2 separate regions of the Homo sapiens genome follow, and region 2 is linked to region 1. The links are chromatin contacts, found by Hi-C or POLR2A ChIA-PET in ENCODE. All regions are on one chromosome and are shown on one strand. Each heading gives the region's core, a stretch centred on a gene start or an enhancer-like site at or near the end of the contact. The rest is flanking DNA. Distances are from core to core; before and after follow the strand shown. Region 1 overlaps CTDSPL (CTD small phosphatase like). Region 2 overlaps CTDSPL (CTD small phosphatase like).

The links. A loop is a pair of places that touch in the nucleus more often than their neighbours do. ChIA-PET counts read pairs that join two places held with the same protein, here RNA polymerase II (POLR2A). Pooled maps may share reads with other maps.
Region 2: a loop to region 1 is called in a map of DLD1, with 5 times the contacts of the local background. The contact joins two enhancer-like sites. A Hi-C loop is called at or near these places in 3 of 168 maps with a recorded cell type or tissue (DLD1, G401 and endothelial cell of hepatic sinusoid) and 5 of 50 pooled maps. POLR2A ChIA-PET finds 5 or more read pairs at or near these places in 2 of 52 experiments (WTC11 and activated naive CD4-positive, alpha-beta T cell).

What each region holds. Positions count from the first base shown.
Region 1 is chr3:37,884,230-37,888,671 of GRCh38, reverse strand. The region is part of intron 1 of CTDSPL (CTD small phosphatase like); the gene reads right to left. Among named protein-coding and RNA genes, the nearest start is that of CTDSPL, 25 kb to the right of the region's middle. Within about 2 kb of position 1,556, at least 2 of the 41 ENCODE cell types and tissues checked have a DNase peak (open chromatin) inside an H3K27ac peak, as active enhancers do.
Region 2 is chr3:37,959,159-37,963,231 of GRCh38, reverse strand. All of the region lies in intron 3 of CTDSPL (CTD small phosphatase like), which reads right to left. Among named protein-coding and RNA genes, the nearest start is that of MIR26A1, 8.2 kb to the left of the region's middle. RefSeq lists an enhancer at 756-1,367. Within about 2 kb of position 1,432, at least 3 of the 41 ENCODE cell types and tissues checked have a DNase peak (open chromatin) inside an H3K27ac peak, as active enhancers do.

The DNA.
Region 1 (4,442 bases), core at 307-2,806:
GATAAATACTACGCAATCTATGTAAACCAGTCAGTTCCCTTTTAAAGAGATATCATACAACTCAAACAGGGTGGTCTAAGTATTTTAGTGGTTAGCACACAGGATCACTTGCTGAGTGCTCACGGACCAGCATCTCCTACCCAAAAACAGAAGTAAGCTACTGCAACCTGCTTTCTGACACCCTTCTAGGGCTCTCCTGTACTTGGAATTTGGAGAATGGCACCACTAAGTCGGAGCATCAAGAAAAGTTAACTTGGCAACGTGATACAGGAAGGTGATGCTTTGGCAACACTCTAAGTTGAGTCTTTTGCAAAAGTTTGATAAAACATATAAATTCTAGAGACAAATTCAGCTTTGTGTCACCTTAGAGACTGATGCAATCTTACTTTTAGCTTAAAAACATTATCAAGGAATAAGAAAACATTGGTAATATGACAAATATAAGGCAAACTTTCATTCCTCCCATTGGTGTTAGCCTGACAGTAAATGTCAGGAGATGTTTTTCCTGCTGTCAGGCCATTTATAATGTCACAGGGCATGCGTGGATCCTTCAGACCCAAACTTTATGAAGACTGTAACTGCTGCCATGTCTTTCATCTCGCACAGCCTTCACTCCAACACTCACACATCTTTTCAGAACACCCTCTCCCCCACCTTTGGCTCTGCTCATCTGCGTGGTTGCAGCCTGTTATGTAACTGCCACCTTATCAAAGCACCAAAATGTGGAATTGCTGTATATTTCTTAAATTATGCAAGGCTTGACCTTATTGCTGGGAAATACCTAGCATTTTTAAATTGTCTTCAGAGGTCCAGGCAGCATTTGGAGGAGCTATTACTATATCGCTTGTCATTCTTCGGATCTATGCTCATGCATGCAACCAGGAGATAATTGATAACTTTTAGACTGATAACTGCACAGACGCATACTGAGTTATCTCTTTGCAGTCTAAGTATTTCACCCCAGTTTTCAAGAAATAATTTTAACAATAGCAAGCCCTTATTGAACACTTACTATGCGCCAAACACTGTTTTAAGCGCTTCACATGCATAGATTTGTTATCCTTATAACCATCCTGGGAGCTAGGAATTATTTTTATTTTGTAGAATATAATTATTTTTATAGTTTGAGTTCTTGTTTTATAGATGAGGAAACATGTTAAAGGTCACACAGCTAGAAACCGTGGAACTGGGATACAAACCCAGGCAGTGTGCCCCAGAGCCTTGCCCTCATCACTATACAAACTGCCTCTCTACCTCCTAATCCTGGCCCAGGTCTCCATGTGCTGGGGTTTGGCAAGCTCAAGGCTCATGTTTGGATTGGGTTTACTTGGGTGCAGACAGTTTGGGTTTGGTTAACCTGTGGTGCAGACAGTTGGCAGGCCACAGAGGCTAGGCATCCACACTTCAGAAGGTGCTCACAAACACCTTGACAAACGGAGCGTTTCCCACAAGAATTCTACTATGCTCAATATTGTGTCACAGTATGCCCAAGAGTACTTTGAAAAATAACCTGGCCCAAGCTTGGGCCCAGGCCAGTTTGGCTGAGAAGGTACACAGGCTGCAGTACTGAGCCACTGCCGTGACATCCTGGATGGAAATCTGATTGTAGAGTAACCCAAACCAATTCCTGAGATGAGAAAGCTTCAGAAAAGCTTCAGTGTCCACAGGGATGATATCAGTGAGCTCAAAAGAGAAAGCCGAACCAAAGAATGAGCTCTAAAGCAGATTTTCTCAAAGGATGATCTGAAAGCTCCCTGTGTCAGGATCATCCAGGGAGGTTTTCTTGGAAATACTCAGGTCTTACCCTAAACCTACCACATCAGAGTTTCCCCCTATTGGGCTTAGGAGTGTGGATTTTGATAAAGCTCCCCAGGTAAATCTGATATATTCTAAATATTGATAACCACTGTTTTGGTCTCTGGGGCTTCCTGGCCAGGAATCTATGAAGAGATGTATTATGAATGCAATTTTCAATTCAACAAGTAGCATTCATGTCTGAGAATCAAGGTACTAGGCTCAGCTCTAATGGATTGCTGGTTGACTTTGGGGATGTCCCTTGGTCTCTCTGAATATCAGGCACCTCATTAGTAAGATCAGGGGAATAGGTTCAACTCAGCTCTACATCCTGTGCTTCCTACCTAAGCCTTTACTGGAACAGAACTAATGTAAATCCTAAAAGGGGTGATCAGATGAGTAACTGGAAGGGCAAAAATCACTATGGGCTAAAGTAGGGTATGGGACCTCGACAACTGGCATAATCTGGATGGGACTGGTCATTGTGATAGGGCAGACATCCTAGTGAGGGGACAGAGACCCAGATGTGAGGCTGTGAGGGAAGTGGGTCGGGAGGGAAATGGGAAGGCATGTCTAAGTAAAGCGGAAGGTTTGGAAACAAGGGTGGAAAGGTAAGATGGTTCTAGGTTACAGGCACCCTTGAGGGCCAGGGAAGGGATGTGGAATATGATAAAATCTAATAAGAAAAGTGACTGAGGAAAAGTCATGTTTTGGGAAGATGACTTTGGCAGCCCAAGTAGGACGTGAAGGGTGGGGTTCAGGCAGCCCTGGGGGCTCAGTTAGAGACACTTGGGAACCAGAGCACAAGCTCATTCTAAAAGCAATGTGGCCTTTGTGGCCTTGACCTGAAGCTGTGGCAGTGGGAAATGGAGGGGAGGAACATGTCAACTGGAAAAGCTCCAGGACCCTGAGATTGTGGGTAGTTCTTACGCTTCTTTTGTTTACTTGTTTTTGCTGTTTGCTTGGCTGTAGTTTCAGTTCTCTCTGTAGTAAGCAGACACTACTTTGTGATTAAAAGAAATATACCATTTGGCATTTCCTTTGGAAAACCTGCATATAAATCTCCACCCCTTTGCAGATCAGCCCTTCCTAGCACTAGTCTGTCTCTCTTCAGAACCTACTTTCTCACATCTTTTTTCCTGCTCACCTGTACCCCAGACCCCTTGTCCCTTTGCTAAGAAGCTTCTGCAGAGCATTCTTCTTCGTTTCCAGATCATTTTTCCTGCCAGTCTCTGGTACTGCAAACCTGGTTTTGCTCTTCAGCCTCGAAGAGAGACTTCTGCCAGGGTCCAGGTTCCCAGCCTTGGGAGAGAGGGTCAGCAAACTTCCTGCTACCCCACAGTAGCTCACACCACGACACTACTAGGTCTCTTCATCAAGCCTTCCCTGAGGAGTCAACTTTCTTTCCATCCTTGAAGACAATCTCTACCTGCCTCAAAATCTTCTTCTCCAAAAGAATTCCTGTCACCTCCCTGGGAAATGCTCTCATCCATGAGGAAGAACACTGAAACTTCCAGCAACACAACCCTCTGACCTACCCACATTCTATGATCGTTCCTTTACTTCCATGGCTACCTATTAAACTCCAGGTTGCCCAGAATTCCTATAAAATGTCAAACTCTGAAACCCCACTTTGGCCATAAACTCCTATCCTTTGGCCTCTTGGATACCCATATTCCAACTAATTAATTAATTATCCAGTCCTTGGCACTATCTCTAATTCACTCTTCTCCCAAGGATTTGGATTCTAAAGCCAATCATTTAAATTGCCCTTATCAGTATCCTGAATTCTCTCATCCTCTGAAGCTCTGTGAAGCCTGCTGGGCCACCCTCTAACTCCATACCAATCATGCTCTGTTGGGCTCCCTAAAAATGCGGGCTTATAGTTCCAGTAAGGCCTCTGATCAACTCAGCTGCCCACACCCCATCAAATCCCTTTCCTGCTGTCAGTTCTATTGGAGACTCTTATCACTTTCCTCAAGACCCCTGTTCTACTCTGATTCCCACCCCCACCTCCTGGCAAATGGTCTTACCTCTGATTTCACCAAGAAATTAGAAGCCGTGGCTTATGAACACTCTAATTTTCCCTTCTCTCCAGCTCTGAACTTCTCCATATCTTCAATCATCTTTTCCTCCTTTCTGGAAAGAAATATTGTCCTGTCCCTTTAAGGGTAACTTCTGTGTCTGAGTACAGGCCCTCCTATCTTTCTAAGGGCTTTACTCAGCCGATTACCCCTTCTTTCTTACAGCTCCAAACTCTCCTTCCCTGACTGTTCCTCAGGAGGCAACAAAAATGCTTTGACACTCTCCTCCCCTACCACCCTCTCATCTTGCAAACTGCTAAGATCTTTAGAAAGTTTTGCTATTTTTGTAGGAATGATGCATGCTCATGCAAACATCTTAAACAATACAGAAGAGCAAAAAGAAAATAACTACTACCCAACATCCTACCACTCATAGATAACTGCTGTTAGAATTTTGATAACCATGGTTCCAAACCATTCTCTATGTACATATTCATTTATATTGATGTATATGTTTCAACACAGAAGAGCCTACACTGTATATGCTCTTCTGCAACCTGCTTTTTGTAACTAACGATATGTCCCTTGCACTTTTCCATGTCAATATGCTATGTTTTATAACAT
Region 2 (4,073 bases), core at 183-2,682, 75 kb before region 1:
ATAAGCATTTCTAACTCCATGTTTCTTCCTTTCCAACGTCATCCAGAAGAAAGAGCCTTTATGGCCTCCCATCTCTTTCAGCTGGAAGCAATCCTCCCTAATCCTGCAGCACTGTGACGGGATGTGGGGATGTGCCTTGGAGACAGGCACGAAATTCGAGGATCTAGAAAGGACTCTGTCCTCCATTACAAACCAGTGAGTCAGCAGGTTATTTTTAAAAAATTAAATTTGCAAAAAGTTTTCTATCAAAAGGTGTTTTTAAAAAGGCAGAGTGTGATGAGCTAAGTGAACATAGTAGAGAGAATGTGGGTCATTTTTGTTGTCTGGGACAGAGCAGAAAGCATGCTTGTGACCAGAATAAAATTTGTTTGAATTTTTATTACACAACTATTTAATATAAAACACATTCTCATTGTAAAGATTATAGACCTATGAGAGTAAAACACAATCATTCTCTTTTCTATGTCTCCCTTTTGACATTAGTGTCTATCCAGTCCTTTTCCTATGCGTTTATAAACTACTAAAATGTTTTAACTTATTAATTTAATTGTTAGCCTGGAAAATAAGGATCTAGAAATTCTAACCCTAGCATCTCTGAAAACATCAAAGATCTGCCAAAAGTGGTTCATTTTCCAAACCCAAGAATAAAGATTACTTTCTTAGCACAGTTAACCCACACTTTACAAGCATTCTTTAACAGTAAGTAAAACCCCTCATGGTGCAATCTAAGAGAGAAAAGTTAACAGTAAGTAAAACCCCTCATGGTACGATCTAAGAGAGAAAAGATGGAGAAGGGTGAGACTCATATTAAGCAAGCAATTGATTTTAATTTGTGCTGCAGGGAACAAGGCCAAGTTGGGAGGCAACAGGCTAGGAGGTTCCATTAATCCTCTGCTGTTTCCTAAATGCACACAGCTTCCCTGAGAGCTTGGCTTTAGATTAATGCAAATTCTTCAGCCCATGGGTAAGAATTCTTTGGGACAGCTGCATCCTTGGAAATGTAAGGATGCTATATAATGACAATACACAGTGCTTTGTTACTTCAATTGATCTGTTCAGGTGATGCTTGAATCATTAACTAAGAAATGTCCTGCACCAAGTTTTCTCTGAAGTCTTCATAAAGCTGAAGAACAAGAGAAATACCAGTCACATCAAGAAAGGTCTTTCTTATACAAAATGACTTGCTCAAATGTACACAAAGAGCATTGCCGGGGGGTGGGTGGAGGAGGAAGGGACCACGGCTTGCCATCCACGGTTTGGGAATGGTATTCATTCCTGTTCCTTTCCTGGGAGTAAATCTGAAATTTCCTGTCCTTGGCAGAGAACTGGCAGCCATGAATAGTTAACACTAAGCTTATTTCCTCTTGGAGTGCCCATCCCACAAACTCTCATAAATCTTACAGATGTAGTACCTCTTCCTGGTACATTGGATTATTGTTTCCTTACTTAAGATTTCTCAGGCTTAAGGTCTGCACGCTGTGCTCCTCAAGCCCTCAGAGCTCCAGGTGGATGTCAGGGCCTAACGCAGGAGGGGAGCAAGAGGAACTCTAGACTGCTTTTAATTAGAATAGCTGTCCTGCTTGTATGTTCTTCATAATGTTTTCGTGGAAAGAAGTGTACTATTGCTGTATTAAAAGCCTTAGGCAAATAGCATAGAAACATAGCTGTTAGAAAACAAATCCTCTCCCCTTTCAGCATTTTTATGGCTCGGTTACACTGCCAGCCTCATGTTTGTGAGCATCTGTGTGCTGTGTAATTTAAGCAAAAGTATGGGATCGGTAGGACTCAGGACACAGCCTCAGTGGCGTTCCTCACTGGGGCCAAGGCATTCGAGTGCTCACCTCAATTCATGACCACCCATACTTCAGCAGTTTCAAACTTTCGTTCCCTCTGCATCTTTTCCTAATACTTCAATACCCGACGTTCACCAAACAGCCCATGAAGCTTCCCACTAAGGAAGGCCCTAAATCCTGGCTCATAGTTGGGAGATGAACGATACTAATGGTAAGGATAAAGATGTCATTTCCAATAGGCGTGCAAAACATGATTACTCAATAAATGGTGCTGGGACAACTGAGTAGCCACTTGGAAAAAAGGATAGCTTCCTACTTCATGCCTTACACCAACATACATTCCAAATGGATCAAAGATTTAAAGGTATAATGGTGAAACTATTAAAAACTATTAAAATACTAGAAGAAAATATAAAATCAAGGAGCATAAAGGATGATATTAATATTTACTTATATAAAACTAAAACTTCCTTGTGGCCAAAATAATTATAAACAAAAAAGGCCAAAAGATATATCATACATTTGGGGAAAAGTATTAATTTCCTTAAAATTTAAAACGACAAGCAACACAGCATAAAAAACTACAGGAAATGAATAGAGAAGAAGAAAGCCAATGAACTTGTGAAAAGCTGTTCAAACTCATTGATAAAGAAATGCAAATCAAAGTAATAAACTGATACCAATCTTTGTTTTGTTTTGTTTTGTTTGTGAGACAGGGTCTGGCTCTGTAGCCCAGGCTGGAGTGCAGTGGTGCCATCCTGGCTCACTGCAACCTCCGCCTCCCGGGTTCACGTGATTCTCCTGCCTCAGCCTCCCGAGTTAGCTGGGATTAAAGGCATGCACCACCACACCCAGCTAATTGTGTGTGTGTGTGTGTGTGTGTGTGTGTGTGTGTGTGTGTGTATATATATATATATATATATATATATATATTTTTTTTTTTTTTTTTTTTTTTTTTGAGACAGAGTTTTGCTCTTGTTGCCCAGGCTGGAGTGCAATGGCATGATCTCAGCACACCGCAACCTCCACCTCCCGGGTTCAAGTGATTCTCCTGCCTCAGCCTCCTGAGTAGCTGGGATTACTGGCATGTGCCACCATACCCGGCTAATTTTGTATTTTTAGTAGAAATGGGGTTTCTCCAAGTTGGTCAGGCTGGTCTTGAACTCCCGACCTCAGGTGATCTGCCCACCTCAGCCTCCCAAAATGCTGGGATTCCAGGCGTGAGCTACCACGCCCAGCCTAATTTTGTATTTTCAGTAGAGATGGGGTTTCTCCATGTTGGTCAGGCTGGTCTGGAACTCCTGATCTCAGGTGATCCGCCCACCTCGGCCTCAGTGGGATTACAGGTGTGAGCCACCGCACCCGGCCACCATGCCCAGTTAATTTTGTGTATATTTTATAGAGATGGGGTTTCACCATGTTGCCCAGGCTGGTCGCGAACTTCTGAGCTGAAGCCATCTGCCCTCCTCGGCCTCTCCAAGTGCTTGGGTTATAGGTGTGAGCCACTGCGCCTGGCCTGATACTATTCTTTATTTTCAGATTAGCAAAGATTGAAACATTTGATTATCATTTTCAGTAAGGGTATGAGGCACTCTCATAGATAATTCATGAGAATGTAAATTAGCATAAGCTTTTGGAGGATAATTTGGTTTTAATGTACCAATACTGTAAAATATATCCTTTGACCTAGCATTTCCACAAATAGAAACTGATCACAAAGAACTATCACACAAGTCCATAAGCACACAGAAAAGAGGATATTTTTAAGAGAAATATTTGTAATAGCACAGAAGTGGAAACAAAGTAAATGCCATCAATGAAATATAAAACAATGAGGCAGATATATACCTACTAATATTTGGAAAGATGTTCAAGGCATCTTGTTAGAAAGTAACAAGCAATTTGCAGAATGGTGAATACAACACAATTTCATTTATATAAATATGTTTGTGTTTGTCTGGAAAACTTCTGGAAGGATAAATGACATATATTAAAAAGTGGTACTGCCTAGAAGGCAGTAGGATTACATTGAGAGATATTTTCTCTTTGCTTTAATCTTTCAACTTCACGTACGTGTGTATGTATGTATTCCCACAGGTGTTAATCCCAAATCCGTCAATATTTAAAAATTAACCATGAGCTTGAATTACTGTTTAGTAAAAAATTAAAAGACCAAACCTACACATACAAACAGAGCAACATGCGAATGAAAAAAGAGGGGTGAGGTGACAGGCACAGATAGGGACCCCAGATGCAGCTGCTCTGGTCACCACAGGCTTA